Regions from separate parts of the Mus musculus genome. Here regions 1, 2 and 3 are each linked to region 4. The links are chromatin contacts, found by POLR2A ChIA-PET in ENCODE. All regions are on one chromosome and are shown on one strand. Each heading gives the region's core, a stretch centred on a gene start or an enhancer-like site at or near the end of the contact. The rest is flanking DNA. Distances are from core to core; before and after follow the strand shown.

The links. ChIA-PET counts read pairs that join two places held with the same protein, here RNA polymerase II (POLR2A).
Region 1: POLR2A ChIA-PET joins it to region 4 with 11 read pairs in Patski. The contact joins the promoter of Gstp1 here to the promoter of Chka in region 4. POLR2A ChIA-PET finds 5 or more read pairs at or near these places in 3 of 5 experiments (Patski and embryonic stem cell).
Region 2: POLR2A ChIA-PET joins it to region 4 with 12 read pairs in Patski. The contact joins the promoter of 1810055G02Rik here to the promoter of Chka in region 4. POLR2A ChIA-PET finds 5 or more read pairs at or near these places in 4 of 5 experiments (Patski and embryonic stem cell).
Region 3: POLR2A ChIA-PET joins it to region 4 with 16 read pairs in Patski. The contact joins the promoter of Nudt8 here to the promoter of Chka in region 4. POLR2A ChIA-PET finds 5 or more read pairs at or near these places in 2 of 5 experiments (Patski and embryonic stem cell).

What each region holds. Positions count from the first base shown.
Region 1 is chr19:4,036,347-4,039,774 of GRCm38, reverse strand. Gstp1 (glutathione S-transferase, pi 1) reads left to right here and starts at 1,863. Exons shown (of 7, transcript NM_013541.1): 1 at 1,863-1,912; 2 at 2,155-2,190; 3 at 2,379-2,485; 4 at 2,584-2,671; 5 at 2,984-3,087. The coding sequence starts at 1,912.
Region 2 is chr19:3,706,535-3,709,699 of GRCm38, reverse strand. 1810055G02Rik (RIKEN cDNA 1810055G02 gene) reads right to left here and starts at 1,407. Exons shown (of 4, transcript NM_028077.3): 1 at 1,264-1,407. Gm36608 (predicted gene, 36608) reads left to right here and starts at 1,532. Exons shown (of 3, transcript NR_167751.1): 1 at 1,532-1,639; 2 at 2,915-3,054.
Region 3 is chr19:3,998,475-4,001,837 of GRCm38, reverse strand. It overlaps Nudt8 (nudix (nucleoside diphosphate linked moiety X)-type motif 8), which reads right to left and starts at 1,258. Exons shown (of 4, transcript NM_025529.3): 1 at 991-1,258; 2 at 510-642; 3 at 133-210; 4 at 1-42. The coding sequence starts at 1,184. It overlaps Tbx10 (T-box 10), which reads right to left. Exons shown (of 8, transcript NM_001001320.1): 7 at 3,274-3,363; 8 at 2,326-2,879. The coding sequence ends at 2,590.
Region 4 is chr19:3,849,464-3,853,138 of GRCm38, reverse strand. Chka (choline kinase alpha) reads right to left here and starts at 1,366. Exons shown (of 12, transcript NM_001271496.1): 1 at 726-1,366. The coding sequence starts at 1,063. It overlaps Gm51271 (predicted gene, 51271), which reads left to right and starts at 2,323; the gene lies at 2,323-2,372.

The DNA of each region.
Region 1 (3,428 bases), core at 614-3,113, 190 kb before region 4:
ACACACACATATATATATGAATGAGCTGGGCAGTGGTGGCGCACACATTTAATCCCAGCACTTGTGAGGCAGAGGCAGGTGGATTTCTGAGTTGGAGGCTAGCCTGATCTTCAGAGTGTAGGAGTGTACAGAGTTCCAGGACAGCCAGATCTATACAGAGAAACCTTGTCTTAAAAACCAGGGACAAAAAAGGAAAGAAAGGAAGGAAGGAAGGAAGAACGGAAGAAAGAAAGGAAGGAAGGAAGAAAGAAAAGTGAACCAACATGTAATGAAGGGGGCCCCATGTTGATTTGCCAGTCAGTCCCAGGAATACTCAACACCTGGCTGCAGGCCAGAGCTAATTCCCTGGCTTTGGATGGGCTAAGGAACTGTGACCCGAGGCTGGCCTGGTGGAGGGTCACAAACTGTACAGAGGGCCTCTGCTTACCTTGCTGGTGATACGTGAGTTTTGTTGCCCCCTACACATACAAGCCAAGGTGAGTTAACAAGAGTTCTCAGAGTAAGTAAGACACCGAGGAGAAGATAAAATCTTATCTAAACAGAAATCTAACTTTTAGTGGATTTTGTTTGCTTCTTCTTTTTTTTTTTTTTTTTTTGTCTTGTTCTTACTAGCCCTGAGAGTTAAAATTAGAAGGATTATCGGGCTGAAGAGATGCCCAGCAGTTAAGAGCACTGACTGTTCTTCCACATGTCCTGAGTTCAATTCCCAGCAACCACATGGTGGTCCATAACCATCAGTGATGGGATCTGATGCCCTCTTCTGGTGTGTCTGAAGACAGCTACAGTGTACTCACAAACATAAAATAAATCTTTAAAAAAGATGTCACTAGGGGTGATTCTTTTAAACCAACTGAAAAATCATTCAGTTTTATGTAATGAAAGTTTTACACAATACAGAGATGTCATAACAGAATAAAGACTCCAGATTCAGTAAATGTGCACCTATGTTATGTGGGGCTTGGATTGGCCTGTTTAAAGGTGGAGAATCATACAGATGAATTTTTTTTCTTCACCTTATTTTTTTGAGACAGGGTCTCTTACTCAACCTGGAGCCTACCTGTTCATCTAGACGGGTCAGCTAACAAAACTCAAGATTTGTCCCTATTCTCACAGAGCTGGGGTTCCTTTTTTTTTTTTTCTCCTAAGACAAAAATCTCATGTGTAGCCTTGGCTGTCCTGAGATTCACTCTGTAGACCAGGCTGGCCTCAAACTCACAGAGATCTGCCTGCCTCTCTTCTGAGTGCTGAGATTAAAGATGAGAGCCTCCGCCACCACCTGGACTAGAGTCGGGATTCTGTATGCGTGCTGCACCCTTTTTATGTAGGTGCTGAGGTGAGAAGAAGGTGCTCGAACTTGTGTAGTACGTACTTTACCTGCTGCACCATCTCTCCAACCCTGTTAGTCTCGTTTATTTTTATCATTTATTTGGTGTTTGTGTCGAGTGTGAGGAGTTAGGATAACAATTTTCTGATTACTCCTGGCGAAGGTCAAATGATCAAATGAAGCTCTTTGGGAGGAGAAAGAAGTTGGTGAGTTAAGGATGGCCACTAGTGGAATCTACTACAGAGGTTGGTAGATGGGGACAGGCAAAAGGCTGACAGAGTTGCACATGCTGCAGAAAGCTGTCCAGCTCCAGTACAAAGTGGAAGGGAGCTGGACACACCCTTCTCGGAGCAGGACCAAAAAATGAACCCAGCACCGCTGCAGACTCGGGTCCCACAAGCGAGTGTCCCCGGCAGGAGGCGGGAGCTGCAGAGCTCCGCTACCGGCTTCTCTCTCCAACGTGTTGAGTCAGCATCCGGGGCGGAGCGCGATGCCCCTTATAAGGCTGGCGGCCCGGTGGCCTACGCGTGCGTCCTCACTCTGAGTACCCCTCTGTCTACGCAGCACTGAATCCGCACCCAGCAGGCAGTGAGTCCGCTCCGCACAGCTTCCCAGGACAACCAGCTTGCAGCTGTCGGGGCCTGGGCTCGCTCACGACTGGCGCTCTTTGCACCGGGCAGCTTGCAACAGGAGCCTGGGGCGTGGGGTGGGGGATGGGGAGGCGTTTCAAACCAGAGAAGGGACCCGGGAGATGGGGTGGGAAAGTGTACCACTCTGAAACCTAATCATTACCCCTTTTCTACCTAACATTCTTCTCTTGTCCACCCCAGTGCCACCATACACCATTGTCTACTTCCCAGTTCGAGGTAAGACCAAATGACTGCAGGAAGGGGAGGTCTGGGGTAGGGGTTGCAGCCCACCATTCCTATCCTCCATGAAGAAATTCCAGTTCATTTTTTATTCTCCTTCTGGTTGCAAGTGGTCCTTGTACTTGAAATTGCTTTGAGGCTGGGCCTGAATGCTGTCCCCAAATCCTTACCCTGACTCCATACAGGGCGGTGTGAGGCCATGCGAATGCTGCTGGCTGACCAGGGCCAGAGCTGGAAGGAGGAGGTGGTTACCATAGATACCTGGATGCAAGGCTTGCTCAAGCCCACTTGTGTGAGTGACACCCGTAGTGGAGGGGGCAGAGGTAGGGCCTTAGGAGGGCTGTGACTGGGAGGCAGCAGCATCACCAAGGTTCTTGTTCCTCCCTCCAGCTGTATGGGCAGCTCCCCAAGTTTGAGGATGGAGACCTCACCCTTTACCAATCTAATGCCATCTTGAGACACCTTGGCCGCTCTTTGGGTAAGTCCTGAACCCAGGTGGTCCAGCTGGTGGGCAGGGTGGTGGGGGGGGTATCAGTTATTGTTTCAGGGGGTATCTGCCCAGCTGGCCACTCCCTTTTTAGTTTTGAGTTGACAGAGCAAAACAGGGACACACAGAGATTATTCTTGTTCAGGCTGCATCTGTGGTCTGCCTGCCATGGCTTCCTGTTGCCTTTCATGAGCTCGGGTCTCACATGACTGCCCATATCCCCTCCCCCAAGACCTCGACCTACCAACAGCCACATGCCTGAGGAAATCAGGGATCAGTCATGCTGTCTCTCTCAACCCGTAGGGCTTTATGGGAAAAACCAGAGGGAGGCCGCCCAGATGGATATGGTGAATGATGGGGTGGAGGACCTTCGCGGCAAATATGTCACCCTCATCTACACCAACTATGTGAGCCTAGATCCCGGGGAGTGGGGGTTGGGAGCGATGGGCAAAGGAGCTTTGTGTATTTTTGCCTCCCTAGTTTCCTTTCCTGTATCAGAGCCCGAAGCAGGGTAGGGCAGTCTGGGGCACTGTAAAGAGGGCCAATAGACAGCTTCAGGAGAGGTCAGCGGGTGCAGATAGGAAGAGTGTGTGTGCCCTCACGTGTGTGGGTGTGTGCATAGGGGCAGAACATGAAGAGACAGAGCTGGGGCAGAAGGCCAGGTCCTAAAGCCCTTGGACCAGCTGGCTTGGACTCTGTGGGGCTGTTGAAGAGTCTGTTCATGGCTGGATTTAAATGTGAAGCTCCG
Region 2 (3,165 bases), core at 158-2,657, 140 kb after region 4:
TCATGTTCTCAATTCCATCGTGTCACACGGGCACACCCTTTCCACCACAGGGCAATGTCTATACACATAAGACTTTAAGTCTGCATTTCCTGAGCTGTTCCTACTAAAGTTCAGCCAGGTGACTTGTGTGAGTCCCCAAGTGACAACTAACCCTTGAGATGCTGCCCAATTCCTCTAATGTTTGTTTGACAGATTGCACTCCCAATCTTGCCTTGCCTTTAATGCCTTTATGATGTGTGGATTGCTATATACACATCACTAGACCTCAAATTGGTGAGCTTTTTCTCTGACATACACAGATTTCAATTCAAGAAGTCCAGACTCAGCAAAGACCATTAATAATCCCTATCAGCAGGGCCCCCGTCTCTACTCCACGCTAGGGAAGTTACACAATTACAGAACAGAAATTGGGAAAGCTAGTACAGGACAAACCACAGTCACCTACCTAATCCTGACACATCACCTGCTTGGACGTATTATGTACACAGACATTGCCCTGTGATCTAAAGGATGTATCCACGTGGCAGACATTAGCCCACGATCCCAGAACATTAAATATTATCTTAACTGCACCGCTTATCTCCAGGTATCTGAAAGTTCAGGTCTCACTACCAAAATGCCAAAGGTCTGTGTTCTAAACGCTTGCTAAGCCAGTATTTCTGATATTCTGCTGTCCAACAGGCGAGTCTAATTTATAAACGGAAAACCTGTATTTTAAACAGTTTGCTGGTTGACTTATTGAAATTTTAGAGCTGGTTCCTAGGGGTCGGGGTGTAAGTAATACAAGTTTTTAAGAGTTGGACTTCTAAGCTCCAGCCAGACCGTTAAGCGCACAAGCTAGCGGCCACAAGGGGAGGCAGGCAAGTAGACAAATGAGGAGGAAGGAAAAATGTGATGGATTTTCCTCATTGGTAGGTAGAAGAGTTTGGGGTGCAGGCCTCAACTATTTCCGAGACCAACACCTTCTAGGGTACAGCCTGATCCAAGACTCGCCTACTCTCGAATGTCCGTAGAGTGCTCGCAAACTGCCCAGCATCGACTGGCGATCGCCGTCAGCCCACCTCCTCCTCCTCCTCCTGCGCATCCATGCTTCTCTAAGGGCTCGGCCCATTCCTCCCTCCTCCGCCTTGAATCTCCATTCCTCACCGCCTAGCGCACCGGGTCCCCATTCATCCCTCCTCCGCCCCGCACCTCGCTGTCCATCCCCAAGCGGCTCATGGGGCCTTCACGACAGCTCCCTGGACAGCAGTGCGGGTCACTTACCCGGACGCGGCAGGCCCGTGGCCCTCACACCGCAGCGCAGCCACTTCAGCGATTCAGCCCCGCGCGGGGACGTGGACCGCAGCGAAACCCAGTTAGCTCAGCTCACTGGTGCGCGCTGGACCCCACCCGGACTGCCCCGGAAAGACGTCACGAAAGCGGGACCAATAGGCTGTCGCTGGCACGCGCGGCCGCGTGCGGTGGGCGTGGTTTGTTTAGGCCACGCCTGCTTCAGGAGCTGCCTTCCAACTTGGTCCCGCCTTGGCCACGCAGAGCTATTTGGAGCCGATCTAACGGAAGTGAGCGATCCAGGGACTTGTAGGCTATGTCTGTGTCTAGGGCTTTTCCCAGAAGCCGGGGAGAAGAGGGGTCAGATCAGGTGAGCGCAGATGTACTCGGACGATGGCTGGTCTGGACAGGGCAGCTCTAGAAGGCCTCATGAGGTACTTTATGAGGCTCTTCTGACCCGGTTCCTGATCTTTCTTCCCATCGGCTATTCAACTCCTTAAGGCGGTCCAGCCTTGTCCTTGCTCGCAGGCATGGCTTGGCTACTGAGGTTTGCTTTGCACACACTGCACCTGCCAGCTTCTGGCTAAGCATTTCACCTGAAAGGCAATACACTGATTTAATCCTGCAAGAAGATCTCGCTTTTGTTTTCAAGTCCAGAAACAGTCTCACAAAGGGCTTTGGAATTTTACACGTGGCATGACACGTGGGACGAAATGGAAAGCCTGTGAGACTTGCTTTTAATTTTAAAAGATTAGGGTTGGAGAGATGGCTCAGCAGTTAAGAGCACTGATGCTCTTGCAGATGACCCCGCTTGATTCCCAGCATCCACACGGTGGCTCACGACCATCTGAAAGAGCAGTTCCAGGAGATTCCATGCCTTAAGGCCTCCAGTGCACGTACATACATAATATGTATTGGAGTAGGCAAAATTCCCATACATAATGTTTGTATTTTATTTTTGAGTCAGGGTCTCTCTTTGTATCCCTTCTGTACTGGAACTCTGCATAGATCCAATTGTCCTTGAACTCACAGAGATCACTTGCCTCATGACTTCCTGTGCTAGGATTAAAGTCATGGGCCACTGCATCCAGCATACATAATTTTTAAAGAAAGAATTTAACGTAAAGTAGGTTTTGCAAGTCAGTAGGTGAATTCTGCTACTGAATGCCAATTTGTGTAAAACCCTTTTTAGGTCTCCTACCATGCCCATCCAAAGCGATCATCGTTGCCAGTTTTGTTTTGAGACAAGGTTTCACAGTCCAGCCCTGGCTGGTTTGGGGTTTCACAGTCCAGCCCTGGCTGGTTTGGGGTTTCACAGTCCAGCCCTGGCTGGTTTGGGGCTTGCTATGTAGATCATCCTAGCCTTGAACTCACAGAAATCTGTTTGCCTGCTGGGATTAAAAGTATGTGCCACCATGGCTGGCCTATTTCTAGTTTTATAACCTGTCTTGAGTCCTGGGATCAGAAACCAATGGACCCTGCTCTGAGCTCTATTAAGACTATATATAAGCCTTGCTGTGCTGTCATCAGCACAACCTGCTTTCCGCTGTGTGGAATTTGCCCATCAATGGCTTGCTGAAAGCAGCTGGAGGAAGGCACTGGCAGACAAGCTCCTTTTGCTTTGTGTTTATTTTAATCCCCCAAGGTGTTCCAGAAGAAGAAATACAATATCAGTGCTCAGTGAAAACACTCCTGAACCATGGAAATGGCGTGTAGTGCTGTTCACCCTTTCCTCAGATGTCAAGAGTCTCTGGTGTTCAACTCACAACTTCCTCAAATGCCAAGGTACTCATTTCTCTCCTAAGAAAAACAGATAGTAGGGTGTGGTGGTGCATGCCACTGATCCCAGCACTCAGGAGGCAGAGGCAGGAGGATCTCTGTGAGTTCCAGGCCAAG
Region 3 (3,363 bases), core at 9-2,508, 150 kb before region 4:
CTGCAGCAAGTGGGCCAGAGACATCTCAAATACTTCATCCACCTGTAGGCAAGAAACAGAAAGAGGGTGGACAGAGGACTGCCTGTGAGTCCCCTGTTAGGACAGCCCAACTCCCCAGTAGTCACCATTCACCTCCTCAAGGTTGGGCCTAAGGCTCTGCAGATCCAGTGGGCCCACGTTGGCAAGTACTGGGACTATGGTTGCCTTTTCCTGGGTAGGAGAAGGGTGAAGAGTCAGAAGGAGCAAACTTAGGAAGCAGACCCTACCCTGCCATCCGGGTGTCTTGGGTAATCATGGTGAAGCCCTCCAGTTCCGGTCCTTGGTTTCTTGCCATGCTGCCTCACAGGTTCCCCTTACCTGTATACCGCCAGGAAACCTCCCACTTGCCACTCAAGCCTAGAGGGATGCAGCCTACCCTGCAAGCCTTCCTGGACCCTGTCCTGGACTGAGCGGGGCTGGCTTCCCCGGCCACTAGGGTTACTGATTGTGATAGGATGAGGGTGGCTCACCCGGTCATACACTGGCTGCAGGACACCCCACACGTGCTCCTTGGGCACCTCTAGGCCCAGCTCCTCCTGAGTCTCCCGAAGGGCCGTATGTATTACATCTTGGTCGTCGGGATCACACTTACCGCCTGGGAAACTAAATGGGCAGAGGGAATCTTGGGACCACAGGTCGTCAGGAGGCAGTTTAGCTCTCTGTGCCATTAGAGTAAGGGGGACAGGCACTGTGATATAGATTACGACATGAGGGTCTGGCAGCTGGCTAAGACTATGCTAGGGCTCAGACACCCCATGTCTGCCTATGGTGTCCCAGTGGTGCAGATATCGTCCCCGGGTGTTCTCAACTTCTGCTGAGGGCGAAGCCAAAGAAGGGGAGCCCCGGATCTCCTCTCTCCAGTCTACGGTAAGGGGCAGAGTCCTGTTTATGAAGGGAAAAATTCAGAGGGGTATGCGGGCCACAGGTAGTGCGCCGGCAAGGCCGGCGTACCTGACTTCCCCTTTGTGTCTCCCAACCAGGCGACTAGAACGCAGCGTGTAGAGCAACGCGGGGACCCCGCGCACGAGGCACAGCGGCACAAGCACTGCGGCCGCTGCGGGCCGCGAGCGTAACCGGGCAGTGGTCCGTGCTAGCAGCTGCCGGCAGCGCTGCTCGTCCTCCGCGGACAGGCCATCAGGCAGCATGTCCCAGACGTCCGGGACACAGTGGGGGATCAGCCCGCTAGGGAGGGAACGCCGCAGCGCGCAAGCTCCAGCGCGGGGCGGGGACCTAAGTGGGAGCCGGAAGGAGGCGTGGCTTCCCGGAGCCCGGTATGAGAGGCGGACAGGCCTGGGACTGCCCTTGCAAAGCCTCGGACGCCGGCGGTACGGAGCCTGCCCAGGTAGAGCCTCCGAGATGGACAAGGCAGTGGCTGCTGAAACCTCGGAGGCGTTCCAGACGAGGCCTGCTGATGCAGATCCTCGGAGACCTCGGGGGTGTGGCTTAAGGCGGGTTTTGCTGCTATTGGGCGACAGAGGGCATCTGGGGCGGAGTTTGCTAGATGAGGGCAGAAGCGGTTTTGTGTACAGGGACCAGAGCGCCACCTAAAGGAAAGACCTGGCTTAGAGCTGATGGAAGGCGTGTCCGGAAAAGCCGGCCAGCTTCGCTTGAGTTTCTTTCCAGGGACTTCCCTATCTGTGGCACAGTTGGTTTGGACTCTGTGTCTCCGGAACGCTTGAGTAACCTGAATTGAATGGGTCCTGACTTCGGGTTCGGGAGTTGGGATGTCTGGCTGCTGAAGATCTTCTGGGCCCCTTTTCTCTCGTCTCCTGGGTGTCCGTGCTTTCCAGAACGTCTCACAGGAAGAGCTCTGGGTCGGAGCACAGTCGGAGTCATCAGGTGCCTCTGGGCGCCCACTCCAAGAGAACGAAGAGTACGCGCCTCCCTCAGCCTTATTCCACCAGACTACCGAGAGGACTTCAACCTGGCCTTTTACCTCTAGTTCTCCAAGTATACACCCATCCCTACCTTGGCCTGTGTGATCCCTATCTATCATATTAGGCACACTTCGATGACCCCCGGCTCTCAGAACCAGCCTTAGAGCATCGCATTTAAATAGAATGATGAGTGTCAGCTGTACTTTGCTGTGTGACTGTGAGCCGAAACCTCTCTGAGCTGCTTCCATCCTTATATGGGTGCACAAAATAGGGGACACACCAGGTTAACCGCAGCCTTGCTGGTGTAGCCAGTTATCATCACCCTGTGCTCTGGGTACAGCTTTTGGAGACTTATAAAGGTGATGGGATTGTCTGGTCTGGGAGTTCCTGTGGACAGAAGTACTGTGACTGCTGTTGCCAAGCAGTTTAATGTGGGGGAAGGACATTCGAAGCAGGATTTAGAGGAGGCATCCTCGAGGCAGCAGGGCATGATTCAGGGCTTTTGAGTAGGAAGTAGGCCTGATTCCAAGGCTGGCAGGCCCCAGACTGACTTTGAGGCAGGAACCCACTGCTGTAGAGCTTCCAGTTGTGCTGCTCGCCTTAGGAGATGTCTTACAGAGGAGGGAAGGAGAGGTGGGGCACAGGGGAAACGGGCTTCCACAGCACTCAGCCATCACTGCGAGGCTTGATTAGACACCAAGCACAAGGCAGAGGTGGGCAGGAGTCCCAGCCCAGCTGCGAGGGTTGGGTCCTCCTGATCTCCAGCCGTGCTGATGTTGGGGAGAGGGTAAGGTGCCAGCCGAGCTCTTGGGGGCCCAGCACGGCTTGGGGATCCAGGGTACAGGTTCTGGTAAGGGAGGGGTCTGTAGGTGGCAGGGGCTAGCAGGACATCAGGGGCAGGCAGCAGCTGATTGTGTGGCTGAGTAGGGGTCCTGGAGCTGGAAGCGGAAGCTTTACTGGTATCTGAGGGAGAAAATGGTCTGAGTGGACCACAGATTTCCCCTCACACCCCCAGTCCTAATACTGAGGCCTACGTTGTCTGTCTTGTCCCTGGCCACACATCTTGACCTATGTAGTATTCATCTTTGTTCTCTGCCTGAACCTTCTTCCTTACCTTCTCTATTCAACTGTCTCCCAGCCCCAAGCTGAGCCTTCAGTCTCCAATGCCCCCCTCAGGATCCACCGCCTCCAGGAAGCCCAGCAGGCACCCCTCCTTTGCTCTGAACCCTGTCCCTGCCCTGCTTTTCCCTGTGCCTTCCTGCCCAGGTAGGGGTGGGGATGAGGACGTCGCCCATCGTGGTGAAGCTCCTTCCTGGAGGCCTATGTGCCTGCCATTGTGTTTGGGCTGGGTCCTCACCTTTCTCTCGTTCTGCAGAGCCCTTAAGGAGGCAGGGACTGAGGCTGCTACGACTCCGGGCAGGGATGCTGAGCAGTGGCCGGGGGGTCA
Region 4 (3,675 bases), core at 117-2,616:
ACAAGGAAAAGTTCCCCGGGGATTTTTCCTCCCTCTTTTTCTTTTTCTTTTCTTTTTTTTTTTTTTTTTTTTTTTGTTTGTTTGTTTTTTCGAGACAGGGTTTCTCTGTGTAGCCCTGGCTGTCCTGGAACTCACTCTGTAGACCAGGCTGGCCTTGAACTCAGAAATCCGCCTGCCTCTGCCTGCGGAGTGCTGGGATTAAAGGCTTGCGCCACCACGCCCGGCTCCTCCCTCTTTTTCTAAAGCCCAGCCACAACATCCCTTTTTCTTTTCTTTCTTTTCTTTTCTTTCCTTTTTTTTTTTTTTTTTTTTTCGTTTTTCGAGACAGGGTTTCTCTCTGTAGAGCTGGCTGTTTTGGAACTCACTTTGTAGACCAGGCTGGCCTCGAACTCAGAAATCCGCCTGCTTCTGCTTCCCGAGTGCTGGGAACAACATCCCTTTTTTCATTCAAGGCCCTCGCAGAGAAACGGCTTCCTAGACACATCTATTTTGAGCTTTGGTACAGAATGTGCTTGTATAACTACATAGTATTGTTCTTCCGCAAGGGACGGCAACCCAGCACACATTTTCTCAAAGCTCGCCCGCAGGCGGCCTTCCGCGCTGCGGGGTTTGTGCTCCGGACACCGGCGCGGCGATCACCTCTACCCAAGCCGCCGCCCCGCCCCGCCCTCCAGCCTCACCCCCCACCGCCCCCACCACCACCGCGCGGTGCCGCAGCCACTGACCTGATGACACTGATGTGGAACTGGTCCTCGCGAAGGCCTCGCCAGGCTCCGGGCAGGAATTCCTTACACCACAGGTAGGCCCTGCGCCTGGTCCGGGGCTCGGGTTGTTCGTCCGCTAGCGGCGGTGATGGCGGCGGGGGCAGCGGCAGGGGCGGCGGCGGCGGCGGCGGCAGCGCGAGAGGTTGGGTTCGGCCACCAAGCTGCTTGGACTCCAGCTCGCCTGCGGCGTCCCGCTGCTGCCCTACGCCGGGCGTCGGGGCAGCGTTGCCACCGCAGCTCAGCAGCAGCCCGAGAGGCGACGGCTCGGCCTCGCCCCCGGTGCAGAACTTGGTTTTCATGCTGGACAAGCGGCCGAGAAGGCGCGGGCGGCCACAGCACGAGAGGGCCACACTCAGGGTCCGGCTGGATGCCCGCCTCTGGGGGCCGGCGCGGGGAATGGCTCGCCGGCTTCACTGACCGGCCGGGCGGCGGTTGTGGGAGCGCGCGGGGAGGCGACGTCGGCGACGGCGGGGAGAGGCAGCAATGGACGTCAGGCAGCAGTAACGAGAGACGAGCGCGGGAGGCTGACGGCAGGCGACTGCTATAGGGGGCCGCGGCGCTCGCTCCTTTACAGCGCTGCACGCGGAGAGCCCAGCGTCACCGCCCGCCCCCGCGCTCGCCGCTGATTGGACGCTTTGGCGCATCACAACCGCCGCCACCCTCGCCACGCCGCTTTCCCATTGGCTGCGGCACAGCCCCTCCTAGGCTCAGGCGGTGAGTCCACGATGAGGGAGGGGTCGGCGCACCGGGGGCGGGGCCTTGTCTAGGGGTCGCGAGGGTCCTGTAAAGGCTATCTCAATTGCCTGCACTCACAAGGTGGCGCCTTTGCGGACTCGAGCCTCTTAGGGCAGGAGAGGCGAGGCTTCTGCAGCTTTGGCAGACCCTAGAGTGGATGTTGAAAGGGAAACTTTCCTTAGACGCCCCCAGGTCTGAAAGTGATGATTTGAAAGGCCCCGGGGACTTTGCAGGAAAATGGTGTCTGGAGGCTGGCTGCTCTTTCCGCGTGACCTTAGGGCAAGGCAGCTCCCAAAGGAGCTCTGTGGGTGTGTTTTTACAACATTTCCGAGGCCCTGTTCGAGATGCTTCCATGCCCAATACAACTCCTGGCCGGAGGCGTTATCCATCTGCAGGTCTAATATCAAAAAGAGATTGGGTCAAGGCCACACACCCACTTGCCAGCTGGCTGCGCTCTCCGCTCAGAGAGAAGCCTCCCCCTCTACGTGCCTGCAGCCTCAGTTTCCCTGTCCGTGGTGCTGAGGATGTCAGCTAGATTCTCAGGACATCTTCCTAACAGACTGGCCTCAACGGCCTCCAGAATTGCCGGCCAAAGGTGCTTGGTTCGCGATTCCTGGCTTTGTGGATGCTGTCATCTGCCCCCCCCCTCTTCCGGGCTGTCCAGTCGCGTGACCATGACTAATGTACCTTTGCCCTAGGGCATGGAAGGGGGCCAAGGCCCCTATGCTGTATGCCCACACATTGCCTCATTCTTTGGTCTCATCATTCAGTCCTTCCAGGAAGTAATTGAGGCTACAAAGAATATAAAACTACAGGTCTGTGTTGTGGGGTATAGCTAGAAAGAGAGATTTCTTTCTAGCTATACCCCAGCATGCAGAAAATGGCTTCTTTGTGGGTTTTCACAGTCTGCTGGAAGCCAAAAACTCTTCAAAAAGAGTAGGTAGGTACTTATCTGGACTTACTCCCCCAAAAGTGATCTTACTGAACAAAAGAGTGCAAATAATCTGTGCATAATGGCACATGCTTTTAATCCCAGCACTTGAGAGGCACAGAGGCAGAGGCCAGATCTCTATGGGCTGAAGACCAGCCTAGTCTACACAGTAAGTTTCAGGACAGCCCAAGTTCCATAGTGAGACTGTCTGGGGAGTGGGGGGGGGGGGGCGGGGGAAGGAGTGCAAATGAAAAGAGACTTTGGACGATCCCGTGGAGCTAGGCCTGGAGTTGAACTCCAGACAAGTAGGGGAAAAAAAAAAAAAAAAAAAGAGGCCTGGCCTAGGAATACCACTGGTTGCTAGAACAGTAAGAAATCAACGTCTCCATTCAGGAAGGCATTTAGATAAGGGAACGGAGGACTTTGAAAACACCAGCCCACGTGGAGGTGGGGCTGTGTCACTGGCCTTCACAGGGGACTGGCCCTTTGTCCTCATACTAGTCCCCATAATCTCAGAGGAATGTTGGAAAGCTGGCTGAGGGGGAAGCTGCTCCAGAAGTGAGAGGAGAGCTCTATAATTTGCAGTTAACTTTTTCTCTGACCTCTTCTGGTTTAGACTATGAGAACCCACAAGGCGCCTTGCTGGGAGCACAGCTTCCAGTGGCAGTAAAAGGTCACCCCAGTGAAAGGCTTGGAAAGGACATGAACATATATGACCCACATAGAAATTCTAGCCAGAGTAAAACTCTGCCTGGAATACACACACACACACACACACACACACACACACACGGGGGAGGGGGGGCAACCTTAATGGCATATATGAAATTGCCTTAATGAATCTGTCACTTTGATACTAGCTTTAAGCAAAGAAGGAGTGCACTTTAGTACACTCCTTTAATCCCAGTACTCAAAGAGCAGTGGAAAGTGAATCTCTGAGTTTAAGGCCTGACTGGTCTACAGAGCAAGTTCCAGGATGATAGTGCTACACAGAGAAAACCCTGTCTCAAAAAACAAAAACAAAACAAAACAAAACAAAAAAGCCAGGTGTAGTGGCATGTGCTTACTATCCTACAGTTGGGGAGGCAGAGTCAGGCACATTCCTGGGCTTACCTGCAGCCAACCTAGCCAATCTGGCAAGTTCCAGGGTAGGAAGAGACCCTGTCTCAAAGAACAAGATAGACAACACTTGAAGACTATCACCTGAGGATGCTTGCTGGTCTCTCTACACATATGGACCCATAT